Linked DNA regions of Homo sapiens: region 2 is linked to region 1. Evidence: read pairs that join two places in POLR2A ChIA-PET (ENCODE). Cell type or tissue: OCI-LY7. All regions are shown on one strand. Links, peaks and the distances in the headings refer to the core of each region. The heading gives the core; the rest is flanking DNA.

Region 1 (11,228 bases), core at 1,126-9,125:
AAAACTAAAACTGCTCCTTTCCTAAGCCCTATAAGCTGAAACTCAATGACTTTAAGTTTTAGAAATATCACTACAACAGGTCATGTACGGGCAACTTTCATGCCTGCTACTATACGCGTCATGTGGAGAGTTTACTGGCACACTGCCTGATGCCATAGCCAGAGTCATTCAACGCCATCTTCATTCCGTCATCTAAAGATGCTTCCCACTCACATCTAGACATCTCAGCTAGCTGCCCTTGAGACTCAAAAACTAACATCATAATTTGCTCCAGATGTTAACCTTTGTTTTTCTTTTGTTTTCGTAGAACAAAACCTTGAATTCCCTTCAAGGGATACAATCTGAAGTGAACAATTTGCCTCAATAATACTCCAACGTAGTTCTTGATACCTTCACAGCTTAATAAGGAGGAGCTTGTGTTTTTATTGATTAAGAAATGTTTCGGCCAGTGAGGGAGTGGTGGCTCACGCCTGTAATCCCAATATTTTGGGAGACTGAGGTGGGCGGATCACCTGAAGTCAGGAGTTTGAGACCAGCCTGGCCAACATGGTGAAACCCCGTCTCTACTAAAATATCACAAAAATTAGCCGGGTGCGGTGGTGCATGTCTGTAATCTCAGCTACTTGGGAGACTGAGGCAGGAGAATCACTTGAACCTGGGAGGTGGAGGTTGCAGTGAGCTGAGATCACACCACTGCACTCCAGCCTGGGCGAACAGAGTGAGACTCTGTCTCAAAAAAAAAAAAAAAAAAGTTGCTTTTATGTTAATAAGAAACTGTTGCCCAAAATTTAAAGCTCTTTTTTTTGAGACAGGGTCTTACCCTGTCACCCAGGCTGGAATGCATGCAGTGGTGCGATCATGGCGCACTGCAGCCAGGACCTCCTGAGCTCAAGCCATCCTCCTACCTCAGCCTCCTGAGTAGCTGGGACCACAGGTATGAGCCATCACACCTGGCTAATAAAGGCTCTTAAGAAACAAATACAAGTCTTAGCAGATAGGTGCTACCTCCTTCATTGATATGTTTTAGCTGGTGAAATCTTGGCTCCTGGGAATCTTTGTTCCAGGGCGTTTTTCAGTCCTTGGCTATTATTTTCCTTATAGTTATTCTATTCACCCCCTTTGTGCATTGTATCCTCTCAAGGGTTTTAAATGACACCGTTTCACCCTATAATCCCAGCACTTTGGGAGACTAAGGCCGAAAGATTGCTTGAAGCCAGGAGTTCTCAACCAGCCTGGGCAACAAAGTAAGACCTTGTCTCTACAAAAAAATTTTATTTTAATTAGCCCAGTGCAGTGGCGTGTGCCCGTAGTCCCAGCTACTCAGGAGGCTGAGGTGGGAGGATCATTGAGCCCAGGAATTCAAGGCTGCAGTGAACTATGATGGTGCCACTGCACTCCAGCCTGGGTGACCGAGCAAGACCCAGTCTCTAAAAAATAAGTACATAAATAAATGCTTTCCCGCAGCCACTTGCATATCGAATGATTGCCAGCAGGATTTAACAACCTGGAGAACTGAGCAAGCCCACCACTAGGGCCTATAGTGACTATGCAATTTTGGATACCAATGACCACAAGACCACAGTCCTAACGCAGCTGTTGATGATAGCATCTACATGGCTCTGTTCCAGACTGTGTTAACGGTAGTAACTGAGAATAATGCCATACTCTGGTCACACTCTCAGCTTGCTTTTGAAACTGCCCCTATAAACTTTATAAAATTAATCAGGGAAGAAGAGAGGGGGAATAATGAAAATAAACTGAGCTTGTAGCACGTTCAGCCTTCATTTTGAGGTCAGCTCACTCTCTGACCTGCCTCCTCACAGCTGCTTTTTGCAACCTGTTGACCTAGAATCACGAGACCCTGTTACAGGACGATAGTTCCCCTTAGCTGCTCTGCAGATAACAACTTGAACATTAGGAAGCCTTAAGTTCTCTCTTTGAGCTATTCCTTCAGGTCCTGCATACTGAGGAAACTGCTGACTCAGCTGGTTTGAAGGACCTGACTGGTTTGAAGAGCTGACTCACCAAAAAATGCAGTTTCCATGTCCTGATGATGTCATCCCCCTTACTCAAAACCATCAATGACCCAAGTTTTCTAGCCCCTCACCCTCAACAATCCCCTTAGAAATCCCAGCCCAGAACTCCTCGGAGGGATGGATTTGAGGATCTCCTCGCTTGGTGCCCTGTGATCAGTAAACTCTTTCTGCTTCTGCAAACCCTGCTGTCTCCATGTAATGGGGTCTGTTACTGTGCAGTGGGCAGAGGAACCATAGTCCTGTAATACTTTATTTATTTTTCAGGATGGAGTCTCCTGAGGCTGGGCGTGTTGGCTCACACCTGTAATCTCAGCACTCTGGGAGGCCGAGGCCTTTGGGATCACGAGGTCAGGAGTTCGAGACCAGCCTGGCCGAGATGGTGAAACCCCATCTTTTCTAAAAATACAAAAATTAGCCTGGCGCAGTAGTGGGCGCCTGTAATCCCAGCTACTTGGGAGGCTGAGGCAGGAGAATTGCTTGAACCTAGGAGGCAGAGGTTGCAGTGAGCCGAGATCACACCACTGTACTCTAGCCTGGGTGACAGAGTGAGACTCCGTCTCAAAAAAAAAAAAAAAAAAAAAGAAGATGGAGTCTCCTCTGTTGCCCAGGCTGGAGTGCAATGGTATGATCTTGGCTCACTGTAACCTCTGCCTTCCGGGTTAAAGCGATTCTCCTCCCTCAGCTTCCTGAGTAGATGAAATTACAGGCACGCGCCACCATACCCGGCTAATTTTTTGTGTTTTTAGTAGAGACAAGGTTTCATCATTTTGACCAGGCTGGTCTTGAACTCCTGATATCAGTTGATCCACCCGCCTCGGCCTCCCAAAGTGCTGGGATTACAGGCGTCAGCCATTGTGCCCAGCCCTATAACCCTTTCACTTGTTAAATTAAAATGGAGACCAGGTCTGAAGAATCCCAGAGCAGACAAAACCAGTTAGGCCTCATACATGACCTCAACCTTGCTTGATTTGCAAACATAAGCAAAAATTGAGCTATTTCTTGTAAATGCCTCTATTAAAGAAAAACAGAACTTCAGCTCAACCAGTCAGAAGTAGTCCACAAATTTTTATATAACGGGGGACTTTCTAACGGCATAGACCAAATAAACAACTATATAATTGCAACCAATCAAATAATTTATTTTACTTCTGCGTTTATCCCTTAAATACTTGCCTCTGATGATTTGTCACTGGAACATTAAACCTCTTCTGGTTTGGTGTTTCCCAGTTCATGAATTGCTTTTCACTCAAAGAAGCACTTTAAACTTATCTGTGGGATCTAACAATCAAAACAATTAAACTCAGGAAGATAGAGAACAGAAGGTTGGTTACCAGATGCTGGGAAGGCTAGTGAGGGGGTAGAGGAGAGGAGGTGGGGACGACAGTTAATGGGTGCAACAAAAAAGAAAGGATGATAAGACCTAGTATTTGATAGTACAAAAGGGTGACTATAGTCAATAATAACCTTTTTTTTTTTTTTTGGAGACAGAGTCTCACCCAGGCTGGAGTGCAGTGGCCCGACCTCGGCTCACTACAACCTCTGCCTCTTGGGTTCAAGCAATTCTCTGCCTCAGCCTCCCGAGTAGCTGGGATTACAGGCACCTGTCACCATGCCTGGCTAATTTTTATATTTTTAGTAGAGATGGGGTTTCACCATCTTGGCCAGGCTGGTCTTGAACTCCTGACCTTGTGATCCACCCACCTCAGCCTCCCAAAGTGCTAGGATTACAGGCATGAGCCACCACACCCGGTCCTTTTTTTTTTTTTTTTTTTTTTTTTTTTGAGACAGAGTCTCACTCTGTTGCCCAGGCTGGAGTACAGTGGCACGATCTTGGCTCACTGCAACCTCCGCCTCCCAGGTTCAAGCTATTCTCCTGCCTCAGCCCCCCGTGTAGCTGGGATTACAGGCACACACCACTACCTCCGGCTACTTTTTGTATTTTCAGTAGAGAAGGAGTTTCACTGTGTTGTCCAGGCTGGTCTTGAACTCCTGGGCTCAAGTGATCTGCCCACCTCGGCCTCCCAAAGTGCTGGGATTACAGACGTGAGGCACTGTACCTGGCCTAGTCAACAATAATTTAATCGGCCGGGTGCGGTGGCTCAAGACTGTAATCCCAGCACTTTGGGAGGCTAAGGCGGGTGGATCACCAGGTCAGGAGACTGAGACCAGCCTGGCTAACACGGTGAAACCCCATCTCTACTAAAAATACAAAAAAAAAAAAAAATTAGCCAGGTGTGGTGGTGGGCACCTGTAGTCCCAGCTACTCAGGAGGCTGAGGCAGGAGAATGGCGTGAACCCAGGAGGTGGAGCTTGCAGTGAGCAGAGATCACGCCACTGCACTCCAGCCTGGGCAACAGAGAGAGACTCCGTTTAAAAAAACAAATAAATAAATAAATAAAAATTAAAATTAACATAATAATAATTTAATCATACTTTTAAAAATAACTTAAAGTGTATAATTGGATTACACTTCCTGGTGCTCCTAGATACCAGCATGGGAACATGTCCTTGGGCAGGGCTGGACCAACAACTCCAGGGGCCGAAGCCAACCTGTTCCAGGGTCCTGGCAGCCACCTGCCCCCTCCCTGTGGAACCTCAGACTCTCTCAGTTCCCGTGGGGGAAGGGTGGGGTATCCTCGCCCTCCCACCTCAGGTCTGGGGTGAACCAGACAAAGAATGACTTAAAAGTAGTGGCCTAGGGGCTGGGCATGGTGGCTCATGCCTGTAATCCCAGCACGTTGGGAGGCCGAGGCGGGCGGATCACGAGGTCGGGAGATCGAGACCTTCCTGGCTAACACATGGTGAAACCCCGTCTCTACTAACAATACAAAAAAATTAGCCAGGCGTGGTGGCAGGCGCCTGTAGTCCCAGCTACTCAGGGGGCTGAGGTAGGAGAATGGCGTGAACCCAGGAGGCGGAGCTTGCAGTGAGCCGAGATCACGCCACTGTACTCCAGCCTGGGTGACAGAATGAGATTCTGTCTAAAAAAAAAAAAAAAAAAAAATTAGTGGCATAGGGTTGGGTGTGGTGGCCCACCATAGTTCCAGCTACTCCAGAGGCTGAGGCAGGAGGATCTCTCGATCCCAGGAGATAGAGGCTGCAGTGAGCTGTGATTGTGCCACTGCACTTCAGCCTGGACAACAGAGTGAGACCCTGTCTCTAAAAATAACAACAACAAAAACACAGTGGTCTGCTCCATGTGACTGTGGGCCTTGCCCTATGCTGGGTGCTGTCCTGTGTTGCTTTGTTTGCCTCCCTCCAGCCTTGTGAGCCGTCACTGACCCTAACTTGCATGGGAGGAAAATGGCCCTGGCCACTGGCCTGGAAGTGGCAGACCCAGAATTTGAGCCCCGAGTGCCCCAGGCCTCTCTTTGGAGTCAGTGCTGCCAGGGCAGCTGCTCTTCCCCTCCACCATGGCCAGCGGCAGGACTGTCCGCAGAGAATTCAGGGTGGCTACCCGCATCTGATCCCTTCGCAGATGACGAGACTGAGGCCCAGGGTGGGAGAAGCACCTGCTCAGAGGCACACAGGAGGCGAGGGCAGCACTAAGGTGTCCCCTGGTGCAGTTGCTTGCCTGTTGCCTGCCTCCCATCCTTGGTGGGAGCTCCCTCAGTGTCCAGATCTGTGCCCAGCCCTCGCTGGGGCTCGATACCTCTAGGTTGAAGTTTGAATGTGGGTCCAACAGTCTCGAAAATCCAAAAAACCAAACACACACACAAATGTGATGTACTGCATATCTCAATGACAGCTGTGCTCAGAGAGGGGGACCCAGTGGTCAGTATCCACAGCCCTGGGGAAAGGGGGATCTCCCCCCACAGGCCCCGGTCACTCTCCCCCACCCACCTCCTAGAGGCAGCTGAGCTGCTGCAGCCTCAGAATGAGGTGAGAAAGAAAATATATTTTTAGGGAGGCATATTTTTGGTTCCAGGAAAATGATTCTAAATGAGCAGTTTATTCCCAGGCACGGGGGTGTGTTCCTGGAATGGCTTCTGGGGCAGTGCCCTCCTCCCATCCTCCCCTTTCTCTCTCCTCCCCTCCTCTCTCCTCACCCAGCTTCTCCACCTCTGCACAGAGAAGAGGGCAGGTGTGTGAGCACAGCTCCTGGGCCTGGGCTCTGCCAATGGTCATTTCCTAGTCCTGTGACCTTCGATGGACAGAGTGGGACGGCCTGTGGGTTTGAATGAAGACCTTGGTTGGGGAGGGGGCTTATCCTAAGAGCTCTGTCAAAACAGAGCAGCTGGTCCAGGAGAAGGGAGTGGAAGAGAGAAAGGCCCCAGGGCAAGGAGTGAAGCCACCTGGGTTCTAGTCCCAGCTCTGCCACAGGCTTATTATGTGACCTTGGGGTCAGTCACATTCCGTTTTAAGGCCTCAGTATTCTCTTCTATGAAATGGGCAGTTAAAGTAGGCCCTGCCTGCTCTGTCCATTCTAGATCACAGGGAACAAGCCTCCAGAATGTTCTCAGCCTCGTCCACACACGATGTCAGGATGAAGCCTCAAGCTGGAGCTCAGGGCCTTAGAGGCTCTCCTCCCAGGTAGGGCTCAGCCCCTGTAGGACCATTTCAAAGCACCCAATTCTCCAAGGCCTGCCTGCAATGGCCCAGGGGAGATGTCGCCACCACCACCATGAAGCCTTCCTAGATTCCCTCAGAGAGGAGGTAGCCATTCCCTGCCCAGGCTCCCTCTGTTTTTTCCTTTGTTTTTGTGGGACAAGATCTTGCTCTGTTGCCCAGGGTGGAGTGCAGTGGCATGATCTCAGCTCACTGCAACCTCTGCCTCCCAGGTTCAAGTGGTCCTCCTGCCTCAGCCTCCTGAGTAGCTGAGACCACAGGTGCCCACTACCACAACCGGCTCGTGTTTTTTTTCTTTTGTTTTGTTTTGTTATTTTTTTTTAGAGATGGGGTTTTGCCATGTTGCCCAGGCTGGTCTTGAACTTCTGAGCTCAAGTGATCTGCCCTCCCTAGCCTCCCAACGTGCTACGATTACAGGCGTGAGCCAACGCCCAGCCCAGTCCACCTCTGACTTTGCTGGATTCAGGCGATAGTATCTGGCGGGGTGGTGGGTGGCCATTCAGAGGCACATTTGCCATAAAATGAAGCTGATGCTTCAGGGCCCTTCATTTGCACAGCCGCTTTCCAAAGCCTTCTTCCTAACTGTGTACTCGAGATCCCTTCAAACCGTATAAGCTTCAGACCCTACAGAGGTGGGACCCACCTTGTTTCCACCCCTACCCAGCTTGGAGTCCCAGAGCTCTCCTCTCCCCTCAAGCAGCTCCCCTCCCCGACTGCCAATCTGGGGCTTCTTCAGCCACAGGCCCTGCTGAGTCTACACAGCCTCTTCCCTCCTACAAGGCCAGCCCAGGCCTTGCTCTGTGACCTACAGGCCACAGAGCTCAAACAAAATCTGATTACTCCCCCTCCTCGCACACCAGCCCTGAGGAACCTGGGGATCCACCAGCCCTCAGGAACGCTTTGGGATCTACAGTTTGCAAACCCTCAGCTCACAGACCTGGAAGAGGCCTGAGTTCAAATCCTAACCTGTGTCTAGCAGCCATGTGTCCTGGGGTGTCACCTACCCTCTCACCCTACAAGGACTTTCCCAGCACACAGGGAGGTCAGGGAAGGCTGGCCGAGCCTGGCTCTGTACTAAGGGCGGGGCATGGCTCTGTGAGACCCTCATATGGGCCAGGTCCCTTCGGCGGGCAGGAGGCTCCCCACGATTGAGGACCCCTGTTGTGGGAAGGCCAAGCCTTCTCCCAGTCACCCTGGTCCGGCCACAGGCCTTGCAGATCCTTCCCCAGTGAGATTTCCACTCACTGGGGCACCAGATGGCTTCTGAGTCTCCCCAGCTTCCCCTAGGAGGACTTTGGGATCCTCCTGATCTGGAGCCCTCTTGTCAGAGCCCTGTTTTGGTTCCTCAGTTTTGGGGGTCACTGACCTCCAAGACTGCTGTCACTTGGACTTTCTCAGAAGCAAGCCTGGGCTGTGGCCTCCATCCTGACTCTTGGGCAAGACCGGAAGTTGTGGTGGGAGATGGTTGGGGTGGGGAGGGAGCAGGATGGAGATGGGGGTGGCGAGGGGAGGCCGGGACTTGTTTTGCAAGCCCTGTGATTGCCTTGAGCTGAGACAGCACTTGTGTTTGGGAGGTCTGGTAAGGATCATAAAGTCCCCTCTGCCCACGGGGGACAGCTCAGCACAGGGTGAAAAGCCAGGGCTCTGTCATCACATGCCTGGTTCAAATCCTGGCTGCCCACTTCCTGGCTGGGTGACCTGGGATAAATTATTGAACTCCTGTGAGCCCCAGATTCCCCAGCTGTGAAATGGGACGAAGTAGAGAGCAAGCACCTGGACAGGGCTCACTGTGTGCCGGACTCCAGGGCTGGCCGCTCATTTGGTTCTCATAGTAGCAGCCCTGGGAGGCAAGTTTGCTTGTCGTGCCCAAATTACAGGCCTGTGGGGAGGAGTAGATGAGGGTGTGTTTGGCAAGTGCTCAGAACAGTGCCTGGCAGGTAGTAAGGCCTCCATCAATCTTGGCTTTTAGGATGCCATGGGACTGTTGAGGTCCAGAGAGCTGGTTGTCTTAGCCAATCCCCTGGGGGACAGGTAGAGTCAGGTGACAGCTACTGAGCACCCACTCTGTGTCAGGCCTGGGCGTGCCACTCTGAATAAGGCATCTTAGGCTCACCTGAGTGGAGTTCAGAGATGCCGCTGAGGCGTCCCCACCCCTCTGCTGCTTGGTTAGAGCTAGGAGGCCCTGTCAAGGGCAGAGAAGGCTCTGACTGGGGTGGGGGTGAGGTGGAAAGGTTGAGATGTAGCCACTAGGCGTGCCTTGTGGGGTTCCCCAGGGGCCAGACTGCATGAGTATGTCTGCATGTTGGTGTGTGACTGTGTGAATCCCCTCGGTGACTCTAATTCATTCATCAAACGCCTCCCAATACACCACTGGGCCTGGCATTGCAGTTTAACTGTTGGCCTGGGTCAGGATCTCAGCTCTCACTGCCAGTCGTGGTGCCTCGGCATATCTCCTATCTTCTCTGTGTATTGGTTTTTCATCTGGAAATGGGGCTAATGTGAGTGTGCATTTGATAGAGCAGTGCCTGGCCCATAATCAGCTCCACTTGGGCCCTTCTATAGCTACTGTTCATTTGGGATACTGAATGCTCCCACTTTTGAGCAAGACAGACAGTAGGGACTGAAAGCAGGGTGGGGAGTGCAGGATGAGTGTGATCAGGATGCCGGCAGGACAGGACCAGGCCTGATCACCCAGAGGACATCAGGAAGACTTCCCAGAGGAGGCAGTGTGTATTCTAAAGGCCGGAGGGGGCTGTGACTATTGTGCCAGGAGGCGGCAGCAGCTGGTGCCTGTGGGTGAGGTTATGGTGCTATGAAGGGAGACCCTGAGTATGTGGGGATGTGGCTCCAATGCACAAGGAGGCCTGGGCAAGGGTGACTGTGCAGATGACCCATGTGCTTGAGGGCAGGAAATGTGTGCATCTGTGAACCCCAGGGAGACCTGGGACCCGGGGGGAGCAAGATGAGAAGGACCTTCAGGGGCCCAGACCTGTCTTAGTTCTGGCTGTGACCAGTGTCTTTGAAGAGCAGCAGGTGGCGCTCCTGGCCTGTCCAGACCAAAGATTCTCCACTGCCCCGCCCCCACCTCTTCCCCAGGATGTCAGGGAAGTGGAGTTGCTGCTTCCAGAAGTCTCAGAGCTGGCAGGAACCTCTGAAGATGGGCCATGCTCACTGCCCATCTTACTCATGGAAACCATCCTAATGGTCTCCCTGCTAGATAGTTCTCCGAGCCTTGAATACCTCTCAAGACAGGATACTTACTGCCTCTTAGAATTGCCACTGCTGTCTGTGGCCAGCTGACATCTGGCTCCTCATAATCCCCACCCTAACCCTGCTGGCCCTTTGGGAGCGCCTCAGGGTTGGTATGTTCCTGGGATCTGCTCAGCATCTCTGAAGGATGATGTTATCCCTACATCTGAGTCCCTTCCTTTGTAAGCTTCATTCCCAGCCACCTTCATTGAACTCCATTACGATGGCAGGGAAGAGCTCATGTAATCCTCACAACCTGGTACCTGGCCTGGCACACAGCAGGCACCCAATTTATGCTTGCTAAATGAATGAATGAATGAACTCTGCGTGGTCATTATCTCTATATTACAGTTGGGAAATTGAGGCTCAGAGAGGTTAAGTCACACATCCAACACAATACAGCTCATAACTGGCAGAACTGGGATTTGAACCCAGATACTTGGCCGACCCAGAGCCAGAGCTCTTCAATTCCAAGCTGTGCTACCTCAACAGAAACCAGTTTCCCACCTATTGCACCCCATCAGCCTCCCTGCCCATCTCCCCAAGGTGCCAGTCAAATTTGGATCGAGCATTGATGTCATGCCAAAAGATTTGAGAATTGAATTTTCAGAGGCTGGGACCTCAGAATTCCTAGTTCGAAAGTCTCCCTGTCTTCCCTGTCCAGGATCCCTGTCAAAGGGTGGTGAGCTTGCCTTTCATACCCTTTAGGGACTGGGCTCTCCCTCCCTCCTGGGGAGCCCCTTCTAATTTATCTCTACTTTATGTTGAGTTGACCTTTGTCCCCTGGTCCTCCTCCCAAGGGCCCTGCAGGACAAGTACAGTTACCCCCAACACCAAAAACCCATGGCTGGTCCCCCAGAGTCTCTTCCTCAAGGCCTGCCCCTCCATTCATCCTGGTTTTGGTTCCCCTTTCCTTGAGGGAATTGTTCCAGTTTCAACTCAATTTCGTTCCCCTATTTTCTTTTCTTTTCTTTTTTTTTTTTTTTTTGTTTTTGAGAAGGAGTCTCGCTCTGTCGCCCAGGCTGGAGTGCAGTGGCGCGATCTCGGCTCACTGCAAGCTCCGCCTCCCGGGTTCATGCCATTCTCCTGCCTCACCCTCCTGGTAGCTGGGACTACAGGCGCCCGCCACCACGCCCGGCTAATTTTTTTGTATTGTTAGTAGAGACGGGGTTTCACCATGTTGGCCAGGATCTCCTGACCTCGTGATCCACCCGCCTCGGCCTCCCAACGTGGTGGGATTACAGGCGTGAGCCACCACGACCGGCCTGATTTCATTCCTATTTTCTAATGGCAGGCTCTAAGCTGGGTGCTGGGACACAGGGGCCAGAGAGGAGAGTAACTGAGGGTAGAGACGTCCAGCCAGCTGTCATCAGC
Region 2 (11,228 bases), core at 1,482-9,481, 140 kb before region 1:
GGCGTGGTGGCGCATGCTTGTAATCCCAGCTACTTGGAAGGCTGAGGCAGGAGAGTCACTTGAACCTGGGACAGGGAGTTTGCAGTGAGCTGAGATCTTGCCATTGCACTCCAGCCTAGGCAATGGGTGAAACTCCATCTCAAAAAATAAAGTAAAAAATTAGCTGGGCGTGGGGGCACATGCCTGTGTTTCCAGCTGCTTGGGAGCCTGAGGTGGAAGGATTGCTTGAGCGTGGGTGGCAGAAGTTGCAGTGAACAGAGATCATGCCACTGCACTTCAGCCTGGGCAACAGAGTGGGACCCTGTCTCAAAAAAAAAAAAAAAAAAAAAAAAAAAAAAAAAAAGAAAAGAAAAGGAAGGTTTTCAGCTGTAAGGCTGAAAGAAGGCTCACCCCTGCAATCTCAACACTTTGGGAGGTCAAGGCAGGTGGATCACCTGAGGTCAGGAGTTCAAGACCAGCCTGGCCAACATGGTGAAACCCCGTCTCTACTAATAATACAAAAAAATTAGCCTGGCATGGTGGTGCACACCTGTAATCCCAGCTCCTCGGGAGGCTGAGGCAGGAGAATCGCTTGAACCCGGGAGGTGGAGGTTGCAGTGAGCAGAGATCACACCATTGCACTCCAGCCTGAGTGACAAGAGCGAAACTCTGTCTCCAAAAAAAGAAAAAAGAAAGATTTTCTCTTTCTTTGGGATGAAGATATGCACAGAATTTGGTGATTGAATTAGAAATCTTATATCCTGGAAAGATGAAGTAATGGAGGAAAAGTACAGAGTGCCTCTGGTTTGGGACACAGTGATTACATTTGATAGGACACCTGTTGAGTTTGAGGTAGAAGCAGAATATCTGGGTGTATACTGTAGGCAGCTCTACCTGTAGCAGGAAATCAAGGTAGGAGGTATTTGATTTGGGTGGCATCTGTGTAGTGGGGCAAAAACAAACCCTGTAATCTCTGTACTATTTGGCTAAATGTTATTCAAAAATCATAAACATTGGTTTTTTAAAATCTGTAATAAAGATCTATAAGATCTTTTGTTGTGTTTCCTAATGATAGACTGATGGGTGGAAGCTGAAAGGAGAGTCAAGGTGCCTGGCAGGTTCTTTGCTAGGTGAGCAAATCAAACTCTAGGTCAGTCCTTGGCAGAGCTCTAAGATCTGATTATTGCTGTGCAAGTTAAGAAGCGTTTATTGAAGGCTTACTCAGGCCTCTGTCTTACACTGAGCCCTATCATAAGGAATCACATCTGACTTACTGAGCAGTTTTATCCAGGTCAGTTAGCAAACTTGAGTTAATAATAGTAAATGGCAAAACCTGTTTCCCACTCAGGTGGCCTAAACCAGTGACCTTGGAATTGGCATTCATCATTACAACACAATTCTTTGGGCTGGACGCATGAAATAATGAACAACGTTGGGGAACTCAGGGTAGTTGGTATATTGCAGTTGTGGACCACCCACAGGTTACTTTTCTGTAGTCATTATAGTGTATTGTACTGGTTTTAGTGTTGTTCTCACCTTCTGGACTGAACTATTCTAGATCAGAGACTTGTGTTTTTCATGCCCCTTTTCCAGGAGGTATTATGAAACTTTCGTGTTGATTGAATGAGGGAAGACGAGAGGTTCTTCAGTTTTGCGCTCAGGTAAAGGAGTGGGTCTTACAGCTCAGTCATCCTGCTGGGAAACACATGGCAACAGGTAGAGGCCACTTGATAGGCAGCTGTGCTAAGGGTAGCATAATTGAAGAGCAAAGGGGCACATCTCTAGGTGGAGAATCTCTGCCCTTATTAGCCACTGTTACGGATAGGAGGTGTAAGAGGGTGCCTGATCTGTCATGTGGGTCAGAGTGAAAAAGAGGTTGAGAACCACTGATGATAACGGAAATATTTATATGTTCTAGGCATTGGGCTATTGTATTTCCTATATATAATCCTTACAGCAATCCTATGAAGGAGATAAATACCCTTTTTTGAAAAGTGAGAAACTGAGGCTTTGTTACCAGGTAATACCTGGTTTTTGAAATCAGTCTTTGATTCCAGTGTCCACGTTCTAGATCTGTTTCTGCTTCCCTAGGCAAGATAAACCAGACAAAACTGTGCAACCAAGTGGCACATTACAGGGCCAAAGAATTGTTTTGCCATAATTTTGCTTGAAATTTAGAGACTGTAAACTTAATAATGAGATGAATACAAATGTTGACCATTCTCCTATAATTGCAGGAGTACTTGCCCCCAACTCCCAAAAGCAGTAATGGTAAAGTCCATTTTTCTTCAGTTCTGTTTTTTATTACATATGTGTTCTAAGTGGTAATGTGGATGGAAAATTATCTCTGTAGAGACAGAATGACTCAATATAAAGTGATCCTATTGCCAGCTCATTCTACCCTACCACTGGGCCTTTTTTTTTTTTTTTTTTTTTTTAGTGGCCCTTTGGCATAATGGAACAAAGTTTGAGATCGAATTGGCAGGATGCTTTCACTAGTGAACTAGCGAAGTAAAGAATATCACAGGCTGTGATGCCAGTAGCATTGGAGGGAGGGGAACTCTTTGTCATGCCAGGTACTTTATTTCTCTCGTAATTACTCCCATTTAAGAGCAATTGCTTTTACACTTTTTTCTTTTTATTTATTGAGACAGGGTTTCACTCCTGTTGCCGAGGCTGGAGTGCAATGGGCACCATCTAGGCTCACTGCAACCTCTGCCTCCTCGGCTCAAGCGATTCTTCTGCCTTAGCCTCCCTATCCTGGGACCACAGGCACACGTCACAACACCTAGCTCATCTTTGTATTTTTTGTAGAGGTGGAGTTTTGCCATGCTCAGGCTGGTCTCAAACTCCTTTTTTTTTTTTTTTTTTTTTTTTTTTGAAATAAAGTCTTGCTCTGTAGTCCAGGCTGGAGTGCAGTGACGCGATCTCAGCTCACTGCAACCTCCGCCTCCTGGGTTCAAGTGATTCTCCTGCCTCAGTCTCCCCAGTAGCTGGGACTACAAGTGTGCACCACCACGCCCGGCTAATTTTGTATTTTTAGTAGAAACAAGGTTTCACCATGTTGGCCAGGCTAGTCTCGAACTCCTAACCTCAGGTGATCCACCTGCCTCGGCCTCCCAAAGTGCTGGGATTATAGGCATGAGCCACCGTTCCTGGGCCACTTGTATACTTACATTAAAAAGTTTTTCATTTTTTGGCTGGACGCAGTGGCTCACACCTGTAATCGCAGCACTTTGGGAGGCTGAGGAGGGTGGATAGTTTGAGCCCCCAGGAGTTCGAGAGCAGCCTGGACAACATGGTGAGATCATGTCTCTACAAAATATACAGAAATTAGCCAGGCATGGTGGCGCTGTGCCTGTGGTCCCAGCTACTTGGAGGGCTGAGGTAGGAGGATCACTTGAGCCCAGGAGACGTAGGTTGCAGTGAGCCGAGATTGTGCCACTGCACTCCATTTTGGGTGACAGAGTTGAGACCCTGTCTCAAAAAAAAAAAAAGGCCTCCCAAAGTGCTGGGATTACAGGCGTGAGCCACTGCGCCCGGCAGAGAGCCCTCATTTTTGGGCCAAACTGAGGTCTTCGGAGGGAAGTGAGGGAAAGAAGTCTCATGAAAAAAATTTTTTTTTTTTTTTTGCCTGTAAAATTATACCCATAGTATACAATTAAGATAATGTGGACTGGGCGTGGTGGCTCACGCCTGTACTCCCAGCACTTTGGGAGGCTGAGGCAGGTGGATCACGAGGTCAGGCGTTTGAGACCAGCCAACATGGTGAAACCCTGTCTCTACTAAAAATACAAAAATTAGCCAGGTGTGGTGGCACGTGCCTGTAATCCCAGCTACTCAGGAGAGGCAGGAAAATCGCTTGAATCGGGGGCAGAGGTTGCAGTGAGCCGAGATCCCGCCACTGCATTCCAGCCTGGGTGACAGAGGGAGACTCTGTCTCAAAAAAAAAAAAAGATGATGGATATTGGGCCAGGCGTGGTGGCTTATGCCTGTAATCCCAGCACTTTTGGAGGCCGAGGTGGGCGGATCAGTTGAGGCCAGGAGTTCGAGACTAACCTGGGCAACATGATGAAACCCCGTGTCTACTAAAAATACAAAAATCAGCCGGGCGTCGTGGCGCGTTACTGTAATTCCAGCTGCTCGAGAGGCTGAGGCATGAGAATTGCTCTAACCCGGGAAGCAGGGCAGAGGTTGCAGTGAGCTGAGATCGCACAACTGCACTCCAGCCTGGGCGACAGAGCAAGGCTCTGTCTCAAAAAAAAAAAAAAAAGATAATGGATATGGAGCAAAATACTAGAAAATAAAGCTGGGTACATTGGCTCCTGCCTCTAATCCCAGATACTCAGGAGGCTGGGTCAGGAGGGTTGCTTGAGGCCAGGAGTTTGAGACCAGCCTGGGCAATATAGTGAGACACTGTATCTACAATAAAAAGGAAAAAAATTAGCTGGGCATGGTGGCATATGCCTGTAGTCCTACTCAAGGGAGGATCACTTGAGCCCAGGGAGTTCAGGCACTCCAGCCTGTGTGACAGTGAGATCCTGTCTCTTTGAAAAGAAAAAAAAAATGAAAAAAAGGAAATTTAAAAAACAAATACTAGGAAACACTAGACACATCTTCCCACCCAAATGAGTTATGTATTTGAAAATGTTACTCATTTTGGGCTGGGCACGGTGGCTCATGTCTGTAATCCCAGCACTTTGGGAGGCCGAGGCAGGCGGATCACGAGATCAGGAGATCGAGACCATCCTGGCTAACACGGTGAAACCCTGTCTCTACTAAAAATATGAAAAATTAGCCGGGTGTGGTGGTGGGCGCCTGTAGTCCCAGCTACTCGGGAGTCTGAGGCAGGAGAATGGCATGAACCCGGGAGGTGGAGCTTGCAGTGAGCCAAGATCGCACCACTGCCCTCCAGCCTGGGCGACAGAGCAAGACTCCGTCTCCAAAGAAAAAAAAAAGTTACTTATTTTGACAGTAATTTTTATACCTTTAGATTTTTTTCTTTCCTGAATAACATTGAAAATTTCATTACTAAAAGCCTAAGGTCAAGTCTTTGACTTGAGAGTGTTTTATTCTTGTATTGTGAAATCTGTTTTCTCTGTAAACTGCTGTGGGATAGATAAACTGGTTGATGAAATAGGGCAAAAAAATTAAAGTCGATTGGTTGAACTGTAGCCTCTGTACTGGATTATGAGGGACAGAGGTAGAAGCTTTGCCCTGGGGGAAGGGAAATTTGGAGGACAGTTCCACAGAGCTTACCCACTTTGCTTGCACTCTTTTAGCACTAGGATATATCAGTATCCATCATAGATTGACAGCCTATAGGAGATAATTCCAGAGAACCAGGCAAAAAAAAAAAATCAGTGGGTGAGGCCAGGTGCAGTGGCTCATACCTATAATCCCAGCACTTTGGGAGGCCAAGGCAGGCGGATCACCTGAGGTCAGGAGTTGGAGACCAGCCTGACCAACATGGAGAAACCCCATCTCTACAAAAAATACAAAATTAGTGGGGCGTGGTGGCGCACGCCTGTAATCCCAGCTACTTGGGTGGCTGAGGCAGGAGAATTGCTTGAACCTGGGAGGCAGAGTTTGCGGTGAGCCGAGATTGTGCCATTGCACTCCACTCTGGGCAACAAGAGCGAAATGCCGTCTCAAAAAAAAAAAAAAAAAATTCAGTGGATGAATATATTTTGACTCCACTTGTACCTTCTTTTTCTTTCACTTGGTGTGGCCATCTTAACAATGATATTCTGATACCCACCCCTGACATGTCAACCAGTCTTACTCTTCAGTGCTGTTAGTCTTTTTTTTTTTGAAGGGTTTTAAAAATTTTATTTTTATTATGTATTAAAAAAGAGCTATCATGGTTTCTTTCATTGGGGTGGATGCCTTGGATAATCCATTCAAGGAAGATCACTTCGTCCAACTTAATGCAGCCCAATTTAATGAAACCCATTTTCTTCGCTTACTGACAGAAACACTGGTGGGGCATATTGAGGCCGTAATTTGGATCAGATCTTGCTGGTCTGAGCATACGCAACAAGAGAGAGAACCCTGGCTGAATTTTTGCGAGTGGCTCCAGTAGAGCTGCTGGTGACCCATCTTGCTCTCAGGAGTGCAGTGAGACAAAAGGAAAGAGCTCCAGTTAATTTTTATACCTTGTAATTAACAGGGACTACTATGTTAAACTGGGAGGGAGCCCAAGTATTTCCCAAACTGGGGAGTCTTGACATTCCCTAGAAATGTCTTTCTGTTGTACCTGCTGATGGACTCTCTTAGACAATGAATCTTGTCTACCTGGGTAGATTGCCTTAGCATTTGTGCTAGTAGCATTTGGTTAACATGTTAAAGCTGAATAATCCATCTTTCATATTTTGTTTCTCTTACACATGTACTCTTAGAGCCTTTTCATTATGCTCAGAATTCACAAGGCTTAACATTATGTGCTTGGTCAAAGGAATCATCAGCAGGCCTTCTTCAACTATAACTTTTTCTTTTTTTTGAGACAGAGTCTCACTTTGTCACCCACTGGCACTATCTAGGCTCACTGAAACCTCTGCCTCCTTTGTACAAGCAATCTGGTGCCTCAGCCTCCTGAGTAGCTGGGATTACAGGGGTGTACCACCATGCCTGGCTAATTTTTGTATTTTTAGTAGAGACAGGGTTTCACAATGTTGTCCAGGCTGGTTTTAAACTCCTGGTCTCAAGCAGTCCTCGCACCTTGGCCTCCCAAAGTACTGAGATTAAAAGTGTGAGCCACGTACCTGGCCTGACTATAATTTTAACCTAGCCTGATTATAACTTTAAGAATTACCTTGTTCCAGTGTAAACAAAAGAAGTTCGGCTGGTTGCAATTGGCTCACGCCTGTAATCCCAGCACTTTGGGAGGCTGAGGTGGGCGGATCACCTGAGGTCAGGAGTTTGAGACCAGCCTGGCCAACATGGTGAAACCCCGTCTCTACTAAAAAATACAAAAATTAGCCAGGTGTGTTGGCGGGTGCCTGTGGTCCCAGCTACTTGGGAGGCTGAGGCAGGAGAATCACTTGAACCTGGGAGGCGGAGATTGCAGTGAGCTGAGATTGCACCACTGCACTCCAGCTTGGGCGACAGAGCAAGACTCTGTCTCAAAAAAAAAAAAAAAAAAAAAAAAGGAAGTTCAGTCAGATGCTCTTCTCTAATGCTGAATGGTACTTGATTATATATGCCTCTGAAATGGCAACTTGTAGAGATATTTATGATGTATCTTTACCTTGTTTAATTTTAGAAGGTTTTTTAAATTTAATTTTATTTTTTTGAGATGGAGTTTCATCCTTTCACCTAGGCTGGAGAGAAGTGGCAGGATCTCAGATCACTGCAACCTCTTCCTCCTGGGTTCAAGCAGTTCTCCTGCTTCAGCCTCCCAAGCAGTTGGGATTATACGTGTCCACTACCATGCCTGGCTAATTTTTTTTTTTTTTTGAGACGGAATCTTGCTCTGTTGCCCAGGCTGGAGTGCAATGGCGCGATCTTGGCTCACTGCAACCTCTGCCTCCTGGGTTCAAGCACTTCTTGTGCCTTAACTTCCTGAGTAGCTGGGATTACCGGCACATGCTACCATGCCCGGCTACTTTTTCTGTTTTTAGTAGAGACAGGGTTTCACCATGTTGGCCAGGCTGGTCTCGAACTCCTGACCTCAAGTGATCCACCTGCCTCAGCCTCCCAGAGTGCTGGGATTATAGGCATGAGCCACCGCCCCCAGCCAATTTTTGTAGTTTTTTGTTTTTTATTTTTTCAGACAGAGTTTCGCTGTCACCCAGACTGGAGTGCAGTGGCACAATCTCGGCTCACTGCAACCTCCTCCTCCCAGGTTCAGGTGATTCTCCTGCCTCAGCCTCCTGAGTAGCTGGGATTATAGGCATGTGCCATCATGCCAGCTCATTTTTGTATTTTTAGTAGAGACGGGGTTTTGCCATATTGGCCAGGCTGGTCTTGAGCTCCTGACCTCAGGTGATCTACCCGCCTCAGCCTCCCAAAGTACTAGGATTACAGGCGTGAGCCACTGCGCCCGGCCTCAAAAGGTTTTTGATGTGAAATTAGTAAAATTGTATGATAGGTGGTAGTGAGATGTGACTATGGGAATAAAAGGTCATGATAGGAAAATAAATTGGAGTAAAGTTAGAAATATGCACCAGAATAATGGGTTATAGAATTTACCCTGATGGGCCGGGCATGGTGGCTCAAGCCTGTAATCGCAGCACTTTGGGAGGCCGAGGCAGGCGGATCATGAGGTCAGGAGATTGAGACTGTCCTGGCTAACACAGTGAAACCCCGTCTCTACTAAAAATACAAAAAATTAGCTGGGCATGGTGGCACGCGCCTGTAGTCCCAGCTACTTGGGAGGCTGAGGCAGGAGAATTGCTTGAACTTGGGAGGCGGAGGTTGCAGTGAGCCGAGATCGCACCATTGCACTCCAGCCTGGGCGACAGAGCGAGACTCCATCTCAAAAAAAAAATAAAAAAAATAAAAATAAAAAGAAAAAAGAAAAAAGAATTTACCTTGATGGTCCTGGTGGCTAAAGAAAAGAGGAAAGCATAATGATTCCTGAGATTCTTACTTAGAGGAAAAAACAGCAGTTAGGGAGAGTTGTGTTTGGAATTTCAGTTATAGATGTGGTTGAAGTGCTTTGTAAACTGTAAAGTAATAAGATTTTTTTTATTTCTTTTTTTTATTTTTTATTTTATTTTATTTTATTGTTTTTGAGACAGTCTCGTTCTGTTGCCCAGGCTGGAGTGCAGTGGCGCGATATCAGCTCACTGCAAGCTCTGCCTCCTGGGTTCATGTCATTCTCCTGCCTCAGCCTCCCGAGTAGCTGGGACTATAGGCGCCCGCCACCAAGCCCAGCTAATTTTTGTATTTTTAGTAGAGATGGGGTTTCACTGTATCAGCCAGGAGGGTCTCGATCTCCTGACCTCATGATCCACCCGCCTCGGCCTCCCAAAGTGCTGGTATTACAGGCGTGAGCCACTGTGTCCGGCCTTTTAAAAAGTTTTTTAGCGGAGTCTCACTCTTGTTGCCCAGGCTGTATAGTGCAGTGGTGCGATCTCGGCTCACTGCAATCTCCACCTCCTGGGTTCAAGCCATTCCAATGCCTCAGCCTCCCCAGTAGCTGGGATTACAGGCATGTGCCAACATGCCCAGCTAATTTTTGTACTTTTAGTAGAGATGGGGTTTCACCGTGTTGGCCAGGATGTCTCGAACACGTGACCTCAGGTGATCCACCCACCTCCACCTCCCAGAGTGCTGGGATTACAGGAATGAGCCACCATGCCCAGCCAGTGGGATGTTATTACTTGTTTTTCATGACACCTTTCTGTATTTTCAGAAGACACACATGTCTTTTGTGCATGTGTCCATTTTCTCTCAGGCAACAGCATTTGCTGAATACTCTGCAGGCTAAGCCTGAGTACAAAATTAGGTTTCTGGGTGTGTGGAAAGAATACTTTAACAATTAGAATCTATCTAGTTATTCACTCTTGTGAAAGGACTTAAACATTCATACAGGATGAAAGAACTGACAACATAGTGCCAGGAGAGAAGTCAGTGCTGAAGTGCTGAGGATAGGGTAAATCATCTTTTTTTTTTCTTTTCCTTTTGAGAGATTTCTGATCTCCTCTTTGTTTTTTACATTCAGTTTCTTTGACTTCTGGATATTGTAAAGAGCCATAATAGCACTGTGGCTTCAGCTCAGTGTGTAGTTGTTGGCTGCCCTGGCATTTTGCTCCTTGCTGTGAATGTACTCTTTTTTTGAGATTGGGTCTCTATCTGTCGCCTAGGCTGGAGTGCAATGGTGCAATCTCGGCTTACCACAGCTTCCACCTCCCGGGTTCAAGTGAGTCCTGCCACAGCCTCCTGAGTAGCTGGGACTAGGGGTGTGCACCACCATGCCTGGCTAATTTTTGTATTTTTAGTAGAGATGAGGTTTCACTATGTTGGCCAGGCTGATTTTTGAACTCCTGACCTTATGATCCACCCGCCTTGGCCTTCCAAAGTGCTGAGATTACAGGCGTGAGCCACTGTGCATAGCCTGCTGTGAATATAATCTTACACCTCCATGTAAGAAGTGGTGGGGTCAGTGATTGGCAATAGGTTGGGTAAGTTTAATACTTGGGAATTTGGTTAAAGAACTTGGCCCTGAATGGTGTAAATGTGTTGGTACTTGCAGTTGGGCCTTGTGTGGTGGCTCATGCCTGTAATCCCAGCACTTTGGGAGACGGAGGTGGGTGGATCACGAGGTTAGGAGTTCGAGACCAGACTGACCAACATGCTGTGTGTGGTGGCAGGTGCCTGTAATCCCAGCTACTTAGGAGGCTGAGGCAGGAGAATCGCTTGAACCCCGGAGGCGGAAGTTACAGTCAGCCAAGATCGCGCCACTGCACTCCAGCCTGAGTGACAGAGCAAGGCTCTGTCTCAAAAAAAAAAAAAACCAAAAAAACAAAAAAAAAAAACCCAAAAACCCCGCTGCAGTTATTAGACTTCTCCAGAGGAATGCGCTTCATGTTTTTTGTGTAATATTTTTTTGAAAACTGTTGATTTTTTTAATTTTGTTTTGAGAGAGAGTTTCACTCTTGTTGCCCAGGTTGGAGTGCAGTGGCACGATTTCGGCTCACCGCAACCTCCACCTCCCGGGTTCAAGCAATTCTCCTGCCTTAGCCTCCCGAGTAGCTGTGATTACAGGCGTGCGCCACCACACCCAGCTAATTTTGTATTTTTAGTAGAGATGGGATTTCTCCTTCTTGGTGAGGCTGGTTTCGACCTCCCGACCTCAGGTGATCTGCCCACCTTGGCCTCCCAAAGTGCTGGGATTACAGGCGTGAGCTACCGCCCCCAGCCCTTTTTTTTTTCTAAATTATTTTGAGACAGAGTCTTACGCTGTTGCCCAGGCTGGAGTGTAGTGGCACGATCTCGGCTCACTGCAATCTCCACCTCCTGGGTTCAAGCGATTCTCCTGCCTCAGGCTCCCGAGTAGCCGGGATTACAAGCATGCACCACCACGTCCAGCTAATTTTTGTATTTTTAGTAGAGACTGGGTTTCGCCATGTTGACCAGGCTGGTCTTGAACTCCTGGCCTCAAGTGATCCACCCGCTTCAGCCTCCCAAAGTGCCAGGATTACAGATGTGAGCCAGTGGGCTCAGCCTGAACTATTGATTTTTGTTGATAGCTTATTAATGGTTTTACTAGATTTAGTAGATGTGGATTTGTCTGTTGCCAT

What was found. ChIA-PET counts read pairs that join two places held together with the same protein. Peaks named below come from ENCODE experiments on the same cell type or tissue, not always from the same donor. Only the 100,000 strongest peaks of a DNase experiment are listed, where the experiment ranks them.
Region 2: POLR2A ChIA-PET joins it to region 1 with 22 read pairs; 3 of 35 experiments call an interaction of 5 or more read pairs at or near these places.

Annotation. Positions count from the first base shown.
Region 1 is chr1:30,909,958-30,921,185 of GRCh38, reverse strand. It overlaps the pseudogene RN7SL371P. Among named protein-coding and RNA genes, the nearest start is that of SDC3, 6.8 kb to the right of the region's middle. RefSeq lists an enhancer at 880-1,878. In OCI-LY7, for the core only: no CTCF peak of the experiment used is centred there; no DNase peak of the experiment used is centred there.
Region 2 is chr1:31,045,725-31,056,952 of GRCh38, reverse strand. The region is part of intron 2 of PUM1 (pumilio RNA binding family member 1); the gene reads left to right. It also overlaps the pseudogene LOC107985097. Among named protein-coding and RNA genes, the nearest start is that of PUM1, 14 kb to the left of the region's middle. RefSeq lists an enhancer at 1-476. In OCI-LY7, for the core only: no CTCF peak of the experiment used is centred there; no DNase peak of the experiment used is centred there; H3K27ac peaks cover 446 bases.